Regions from separate parts of the Homo sapiens genome. Here region 1 is linked to region 2. The links are chromatin contacts, found by Hi-C or POLR2A ChIA-PET in ENCODE. All regions are on one chromosome and are shown on one strand. The core of a region is the stretch at or near the end of the contact, and the rest is flanking DNA. Distances in the headings are between cores, read along the strand shown. Region 1 overlaps TPST1 (tyrosylprotein sulfotransferase 1). Region 2 overlaps TPST1 (tyrosylprotein sulfotransferase 1).

The links. Hi-C counts contacts between places; a loop is a spot of excess contacts on that map. ChIA-PET counts read pairs that join two places held with the same protein, here RNA polymerase II (POLR2A).
Region 1: a map of cardiac septum shows a loop between it and region 2 (3-fold over the local background). The contact joins two enhancer-like sites. A Hi-C loop is called at or near these places in 1 of 168 maps with a recorded cell type or tissue (cardiac septum). POLR2A ChIA-PET finds 5 or more read pairs at or near these places in 3 of 52 experiments (OCI-LY7, WTC11 and activated CD4-positive, alpha-beta T cell).

What each region holds. Positions count from the first base shown.
Region 1 is chr7:66,356,546-66,361,073 of GRCh38, reverse strand. It overlaps TPST1 (tyrosylprotein sulfotransferase 1), which reads right to left. Exons shown (of 6, transcript NM_003596.4): 5 at 4,203-4,249; 6 at 631-1,179. The coding sequence ends at 4,232. Among named protein-coding and RNA genes, the nearest start is that of LINC00174, 42 kb to the left of the region's middle. Within about 2 kb of position 1,298, at least 3 of the 41 ENCODE cell types and tissues checked have a DNase peak (open chromatin) inside an H3K27ac peak, as active enhancers do.
Region 2 is chr7:66,304,617-66,309,273 of GRCh38, reverse strand. The region is part of intron 3 of TPST1 (tyrosylprotein sulfotransferase 1); the gene reads right to left. Among named protein-coding and RNA genes, the nearest start is that of LINC00174, 93 kb to the left of the region's middle. Within about 2 kb of position 1,558, at least 6 of the 41 ENCODE cell types and tissues checked have a DNase peak (open chromatin) inside an H3K27ac peak, as active enhancers do.

The DNA.
Region 1 (4,528 bases), core at 49-2,548, 52 kb before region 2:
TGGAAAGAGGGAGGAAAAGGGTGAAATCAAGTGTGACTCTTCAGTTTCTGGCTCAAGTGACAGTAGAAAATACTGCAGTTACTGATATGGATATGACCTAAATGGATAGGTACAAGTTTTGGGGCAGAGATGGGATAACATGTTATATACCCTTTTCATGGCTGGCACATATGTGAACACACTCAATATGGGAATTATTACTACTATCTGGACATCCTGGGTTTCATAACAAAGGCTTCTAGAAAACAAGTGGAAATAGTAACTTCCATGTCCTTAAATACAGTCTGCAAGCATGAAATAGAACAGGATTCTCAAAGTGGATGGCAATAGGTTCTCTCTTGAAATAAAAAGAAAACTTCACTACAAAATGATAATGCAGGCCAAGCACCGTGGCTCACACCTGTAATTTTAGTACTTTGGGAGGCTGAGGCAGAAGGATCGTTTGAGCCCAGGCTGGGGAATGTAGCGAGACCCTGCCTCTACCCACCACCCCCCTCCAAAAAAAGGTGATGGCTCCAGGGGAGTATCTACAATACAGCCAACCAAGGAAACTTTGGTTTATCACATCAGCATCTGATAAGGTCTGTGCTTCTCTGAAATCACATTAATGAAAACATGTAACTACCAGAATGCTTCACATTGAAAGCTTTTATTTTGAAAAATAAAATACAAAAGTCATTAGGTTGTAAATGTATAATGGTAATTTCCCAACTTCTCAGAAACAATACAATGAATTAAATAATTAGGATATTTAATATTATTCACATCAATACACTTAAACAGGCACACGTGTTCTACAAAACATTAGAACATGTACAGACAACCTATTTCAAAAGGAGACTGCCCAAGTCTGCTTACAGGATCCCATTTTTAAACCCTCTCCTTGAAAACAAACGTCATAATGTAAGAAAAGAGAACAAGAGGAGTTTTAACAGGAAACACATGTTCCTTCTGGGCTCCTTACTGCAGGGCTGTGCATGAAATCGGGATCAAGAGCTCTTTGCTCAGGAGGCAGATCCCTCACGAGGCCCAAAGCTGTGCGGACACCTCCATCCTCTCAGTGGGAGGAAACTGGCAAATGCACAGGCGGCGCAGCCAAGGTGCAGACGCTCCACCAAGCTTGGCAGGGGACAGCCAATCCTAGGAATTTCCCTTCTGCTGAAAAGGCAGCAATCTTTCCTAGGGCGAACAAACAGAATGTGGTTACAGGTGTGGAGTCCCGGTGTGTTCTCCCTGTGTCTTCGTCTCTTCCTTCCCAGCTACAGGCCTAGACAAGCCAGGCGGTTGGGGAGGTTCCTGCAGATCAGGGGCCAGGAGGATGGATGTTGAGAACAGCTGCCTCAGGAAGACTGCCTGGGAGGCACACACACCCTCACTCTGGTGCTTTCAGATGCATGCAAGTAGCTGCTGGGTGCAAAGCAAGCAGATGGCCAAAACCAGGGCTGCTCCTGCCCATTTCTAAATAACTGACTGTCATCTGCTATTGTTGCTACTGTGGGGGCACTGTCAGGGGCACCAGATGTCCAGGGGTCAGCACCATGATTCCTCGTGTGAAGAAATGGGTCCTAAGGTTCTTAAAGTGTCCAGGGGTCAAGACCCTGATTCCTCCTTATGTGAAGAAATGGGTCCTAAGGTTCTTCAAGTGTCCAGGGGGCAGCACCCTGATTCCTCCTCATGTGAAGAAATGGGTCCTAAGGTTCTTTAAGTGTCCAGGGGGCAGCACCCTGATTCCTCATGTGAAGAAATGGGTCCTAAGGTTCTTTAAGTGTCCAGGGGGCAGCACCCTGATTCCTCCTCATGTGAAGAAATGGGTCCTAAGGTTAAGTGTCCAGGGGTCAAGACCCTGATTCCTCCTCATGTGAAGAAATGGGTCCTAAGGTTCTTTAAGTGTCCCAGGGGTCAGCACCCTGATTCCTCCTCATGTGAAGAAATGGGTCCTAAGGTTCTTTAAGTGTCCAGGGGTCAGCACCCTGATTCCTCCTCACGTGAAGAAATGGATCCTAAGGTTCTTTAAAGGAAGCTCCAGAGAACACAGATACTGTTATTGAAATGCCAAAGGGACCCAAAAGATAAGAAAGATAGTATCCATCCTAAGGGCTTTGCTGTGTCCCCAGTTCTCCTGAGTCCTCCTCAGCACAGGTTGGCCCCTCCCAACCTCCACACACAAGCCAGGGTGAAATGCTGCAGAGGCAACTGCTGATGCGGTCCATCCTACAACACGCTGGTAAAGAAATGAGGCCTTGTGTGTGTTTGGTGGGGCGGGCAGGGAGATTACCTATGAAGTTTGAAAGCATTTTGTATAAACAAAATTAGCCAAGGCCTGATAACTGCTGTTAAATATGCAGACCCACAGGGCATAAGACTAACATTCAGCATTTGCTCCTCAGCAAAAAGGAAACCTGAATCCTAGAACCTGTCAATATTAGCAGCTTGCTGCCATCTGGGATTTTGACATGACGGACCAGCGTCCATGTGCTTCTTATGTCTATAATCCATCAACGCACCGCAAGTCACATTCAACCTGTTTTCTCACTAGCAAAACAGGAATACTACCAGCTTGCCAGAGTGGTTTGAGAACTGAATACAATTTTATATATAGATGTATATATAATTTAGCGTATCTGTTATATATATATCATCTTATATATATGCAAATAAAATCCTTGGTATTTTATGCCTGGTATGGAGTATGCACAATACATCATTATATAAAGTAAAAATAAAAACATTATATAAAAAAAAAAAACAAAGGTCAGCAAGTAAACTATGAGAAAAAATCACTATCAATATCAGATTTTATTTTTATTTATTTATTTATTTATTTTTGAGACGAAGTCTCGCTCTGTCACCCAGGCTAGAGTGCAGTGCTGCAATCTCGGCTCACTGCAACCTCTCTGCCTCCTGGCTTCAAGCAATTCTCTTCCTTCAGCCTCCCGAGTAGCTGGGACTATAAGTGCCCACCACCACGCCCAGCCAATTTTTTTTTTTTGAGACGAAGTCTCTCTCTTGTCACCCAGGCTGGAGTGCAATGGCACGATTTCGGCTTACTGTAACATCCACCTCTTGGGTTCAAGTGATTCTCCTGCCTCAGCCTCCCAAGTAGCTGGGATTACAGGTCCCTGCCACCACACCCAGCTAATTTTTGTATTTTTAGTAGAGACGAGGTTTCACTATGTTGGCCAGGCTGGTCTCGAACTCCTGACCTTGTGATCTGCCCACCTTGGCCTCCCAAAGTGCTGGGATTACAGGCATGAGCCACCATGCCCAGCCAATATCAGATTTTTTGAAAAGGCTGTTCAAGTTACAACTGATCAAAGGCTTTGCCACATCATTTGGAGCAAAACTGATCTTAAGAAAGTTTGGGTGGATAAGCAGAGACTGAAAGTCTGGGACAAGGGTATGAACTCTGAGCAGCTGCACCTGGAGATCTGGGCTGAGAAACCAGCTTTGCCACTCATGAGCTGGTGTCCCTGGACATGTGCCTGATGAGGGCCACATACTCAGATAGAAAAAGGGCTGAGAAGGCAAGGCTGGCCTTGTCTACAATGTAGCACTTAGTCCAATGAGACAATATAGGTTACTCACATAAGCCATCCATAATACATTAAAACAAGCAAGGGCAAACTTGAAAAACCAACCAAGAAACAAACAAACAAACAAAAATTGCAGTAGGGCAAAAACATCTGCAAGTCCAGCACACGAAGAAAGCCACTGGAGGTGGGGATGGGTGGCTGGGGCCCTGGCTGAACAGGTAACCAGAAGTAAACAGCCACTCTTGAGTTCTGGGTTTCCTTGCCTATGGACTATGGTCCTGACAAACGACCTGCTCCCTCTGGGACCAGCTTCCTTATCAGTAAACAGGGAGTTGGGCTTGATGGCCTCCAGGTCCCTTTCAGCTGAAATATTTCATGGTTCATAATGAAAATAACAATACTATTGTGCGCTTATTATGAGCCAGGCTCTTGGATGATGATTAATTCTCACCACCATGCTCTTGTTAATATTATCCTCATTTCATAGATGAATAAATGAAGACACAGAGAGGTGAAGTAATGTGCTTGCTTCCACACAGAAAGTGAAGAGGCAGGATTCCAACCCTGGCAGACGGACTCCAGAGCTGTGCTCTCCACCTTGGCCACCCAGCCCCCTGCAAGAGCCCGAGTGGGAAACAGAAAGACCTGGCAATGTCCCCCAACCCTCACCTCATGTATGGAAGAGGCTCCTGGTTCTGCTACTCCACTTGCTCAGTCTGTTGAAGGAAAGAAAAGATGTTTTAATGTCCTTGAAGTTGGTCAGCATGAGAAGTGACCGTCCCCACTGAAACATGAGGGGTGGCCCGCAGGCTCTGTTCACTTTCAGATGAACTCAGTGCACTACTGTGGTATGCTCAAGAATCTGACTGGCCTTTCCCCCTGGTTCCTGGGAGGGAAATGCCGAATCCTTGGAATTTCCTGGGTAACAAGAGTGTCTTTGTTATTTCTGATGCCCTTGGATCACATCTGGATTTATGTTATGAGATGATTCAGGA
Region 2 (4,657 bases), core at 309-2,808:
ATCCATCAGTGGCTTACATTAAATGAAGCTTAGATGCCAGAACCTCCTTGGTATACTGTAAATAAAAGTTGTTCAAGCCAGGTGCAGTGGCTCATGCCTGTAATCCCAGCACTTTGGGAGGCCAAGGTGGGTGGATCACCTGAGGTCAGGAGTTCCAAGACCAGCCTGACCAACATGGTGAAACCCTGTCTCTACTAAAAATACAAAAATTAGCTGGGCATGGTGTCGGGCACCTGTAATCCCAGCTACTGAGGAGACTGAGCAGGAGAAGTGCTTGAACCCGGAAGGCAGAGGTTGCAATGAGCTGAGACAGTGCCATTGCACTCCAGCTTGGGCAACAGGAGCAAAACTCAGTCTCAAAATAAAATTTATTCAAAAGGTTAGAAAATAAGGAATACTGGGGTGTATTTAATACGTATGACTGATCTGTTCACTGATCTCCTAACTACATCCCAGGAATGTCTAGAGAACTCACTCCTTTACCAAGCCTTTGAGAAATACATTGGTGAAGGGGGCAACAACATCCCTAAAAAGCTCTTTAGTGCTTGTTCGCTGCAGGCTAGAAATAACAATGGGAAAGGCTGTCAGAGAAATAGATTCCCTGAACCCAAGGGAAGGATGAAAAGATCTCTGAGTCACAGCAGCCAACTGGTGACGCTTCATGACAGAAACAATGGGCACATGGCTATACTTTATAAGCACACGCAGAGGTAGAGTAGGAAAAGAGAATGGTGTGAGCTGTAGAGATCTCTGGTGGTGGCTGATTGGTGATGGTGTCCCTAGGACTAACAGAGATGGGTAGCATACTAAAGCCATACCTCAGGGGTTACATTAGAGCTGCCTCTCTCTACCAAAATATTACACCAAAAGTAATACTGCATTCCTAGAGGAACTGCAGAGATTAGTATCGCCAACAAAAACTTAAGATACAGGATGATACTTCATGAGTGATGTGTGGAGGTATGGCAGGCCCTAGAGGTAAATCACAGTATAGAACCCTAGGATTTTAGAGCAAAGCTATGCTAACTTCTGGAGATCATTACTCTCCCTTTTGAGAAAGAGCCCTTGCTTGCTACTAGGATTTAGTAAGGACTGAACACTTTACCACTGGCTACCAAGTTGCCCAAGTCGCTTAGGCTGCTCATCATACACTCGAAGCAGTGTACATGACTGCACATTTTGTGTCAAAGGAGTGATGGCTATAAATACGAATCCACACTGATTTGTGGTCAGCAGCAGATGGTTTGACTGGAAATTCAGAAACTTAGAATAAGGTTGGGAAACTTGTGGTAAGATATAGAAAAGAGCTATGTCAATAAACTATTCTCAAACAGGACAAAGTGTGAGGGTATTTGTGTCCCATGTAAATGATGACCAATGTATAATCTCAGCAGAGGAGGCTCTCAATAACCAAGTGGACAAAATGACTCATTATTTTATCAGCCACTGTTTCCCTTGCTCAGAACGCTAATGAACAAAGTTCATATCCTACTGTGAGAGCAACAGGAATGAAGGTCATGCATGTGCTCAGTGACACAGGCTTCCACCTGTCAAGGCTGACCTGGCAACAATCATGGCTAAGTGTCCAACCTGCCAACAGGAGAGGCCAACAATGGTGCCCCAATAAAGCGCTGCTCCCAGGGGGTCTGGGCAGCCATCTGTAGCAGGATGATCACACTGGACCGCTTCCATCTAAAAAGGACACTGCTTTTACTCAATGAAGATTTCCTTCTCTGCCCACAACATTTCTGTCAAAAACCAGCATCCTTTCCCTTACAAAATATCTTATTCACCATAATGGCATTCTAAACAGTACTGCTTCTGGTCAAGTACTTCATTTTAAAGTGAATGAAGTGGGCCGGGCGCAGTGGCTCACACCTGTAATCCCAGCACTTTGGGAGGCCGAGGCGGGCGGATCACGAAGTCAAGAGATCGAGACCATCCTGGCTAACACGGTGAAACCCCGTCTCTACTAAAAATACAAAAAAACTAGCCGGGCGTGGTGGCAGACGCCTGTAGTCCCAGCTACTCAGGAGGCTGAGGCAGGAGAATGGCATGAACCCGGGAGGCGGACCTTGCAGTGAGCCGAGATCTCATCACTGCAGACAGAGCGAGACTCCATCTAAAAAAAAAAAGTGAATGAAGTGGAGTTTTGGTTCCATTATGGTGAGGTTAAGCCACCTACATCCCATAAAGTTGTTCCTCCCTCTAATTACAACTATAAAGTTTGAGCAAACTTTTAAAAAATAACTACCTTGGGCCAGGCGCGGTGGCTCACACCTGTAATCCCAGCACTGTGGGGAGGCTGAAGTGGGTGGGACACCTGAGGTCAGGAGTTCAAGACCAGCCTGGCCAACATGGTGAAACCCTGTCTCTACTAAAAATACCAAAAATTAGCCGTGCATGGTGGCGGCTGCCCGTAATCCCAAGCTACTCAGGAGGCTGAGGCAAAAGAGTCGCTTCAACCCGGGAGGGGGAGGTTTCAGTGAGACAAGATTGTGCCACTGCACTCCAGCCTGGGCACCAAGAGTGAAACTCCATCTCAAAACACAGCAAAACAAAACAAAACAAAAAACTATATGAGGATCTGGAAAGTAAATAAAAGCAGGCAGATTGTGGAGGGAAGTAAAAAGTTGGAGAAGTGACCTTACAGGGTGAGTTTTCTGTTTGTTTATTTTTTTCTCATCAAGTTTTTCCTTGAGGGTGGGACAGCTTCAGTCACTAAGCAGCACACGTAGGTGGCTAAAACTCTGATAGGAATTGTTTTCTTTCTGGTCAGAGCAAGCAGGGAAAGGAGCCAAAGAAAGACAGGGAGTCAGAGCAAACTCCTGGAGCAGAAACAGCAGGTGAAGGAGCTCTCCACTTTTATGTATGCACCTACACGGGTCTCACCTTAACCTCTGAATCACACATGCACAGGACAAACCCAAACCAGTTTAGCAAAGGCTTTGCTTTGATAACTGAATTGGGATTTGAATCACTGCCTGCAAAAGGCAAAACAATGTATAATCCAGCCTACCTGAGTTGATTGCCTGCTAAAACAAAAGTAAATGCATTCACAAGAGTATTATAAAGGAACCCAGAGTCTATACAAGATAACAGTCTTTATGTCCAGAGAGAGAGAGAGAGAGACGTGCACACTCCAGCCAGTCCAGTGCTGTAATCTTATATAATATAATCATGCAATCACATATCTCCCATCGCCTTTGTTGTATTCTATTCGTTCCAAGCAAGTCACAGGTCCTGTCCACATTCAGGTGGAGGGAATCACTAACAGGTGTGGACAGAGGCGGAATCAAGGGGTCATCACATGAGGAATAGAAAAGTTATCACTATCAATTTGACAAAGATTAGAAGGACTCTAAGAAAATACTGCAGCTTCCTGCCAACAAATTTGACAACTTAAGTGAAATGGCCAAATTACTTTAAAAAATACAATTTATCAAAATTGATACAAGAACAAGAAAATCGAAATAGCCCTATATTCACTAAATATTATCAAAATCCTTCCCCAAAAGAAAACTCGCAGCAGCTGTGGGCTCTCCCAGTTTACAGGTCTTAATCCTCAAGGGAGAAGTGCTTCTTTGGGGGAGACACAACATTATTTCCACTGAACAGAGAGCTGAGACTGTTAACTCAGCACTTCTTGCTCCTCATGCCACTTAGCCAAAGACAAGTAAGGCAGGTACTATAATAGCTAGGCTGATTGATCCCGATTATCAAGGAAGAACCAAGTTTAAAATACACAATGGGAAAAAAATACTCAATGGAAGAAGGAAAGAAATTGCCTGGAACCTAGGATTTTCTATTACACTTGTTTATTATGGAAAGTTAACGGGATATTAGAGCAAAACAATATGGCCATTTATTGGTACATACACCCCAGAATGAAGGTTTAGGCCACCCCACCAGGCAAAGAACAAAGACCATCTGAGGTGACTACTGAGGACCAAAGGAACATGGAATGGCTAGAGGAAGAAAGAAATGACAGATACCTGCCATGATCACATGAAAGGTACAGAAAATGAGAACTACAATAGTTTGGCAGATATTCTTCTTTGCTTTGATATGAATATATACTGAATATATTAACGAATTCTTTTTTCCACTTTTCCCTGTCTAATAATACTCTCTAATATAAGGTGTATTGACTCTGGCTGGGCACGGTGGTTCATGCCTATAATCCTAACACGTTGAGAGGCTAAGGCAACAGGATTGCTTGAGGCCAGGAGTTCAAGAGCAGCCTGGGCAACACAGTGATACCTCTTGTCTCTACAAAAAGTTAAAAATAAAAAAAATTTAGCTAGGTGTGGTGGTGCACACCTATAGTCAAGAAGCTAAGGCAGGCGGATCGCTTGGGCCCAGGAGATTCTGGATGCAGTGAGCTATGATGGCGCCACTGCACTGCAGCCTGGGTGACAGAACAAGACCTTGCCAAGAAAAAAAAAAAAAGGAAATGGCTAACTCTGTATCTCAGTATATGTAAGTTTTAGGATATCAAAGAGGGGATGTGACTCAGCTAGTGGAATACATTCATATCAGCCAGAAATGTACAAAGCACAATATGAAATACAGCATCTCCTCTTTGAGGGAGTGCTTAGCATGTTTTCAGTTTGCTAAGCGATAGTTACAACATGTTAAGCAGAGCATTTAGCTT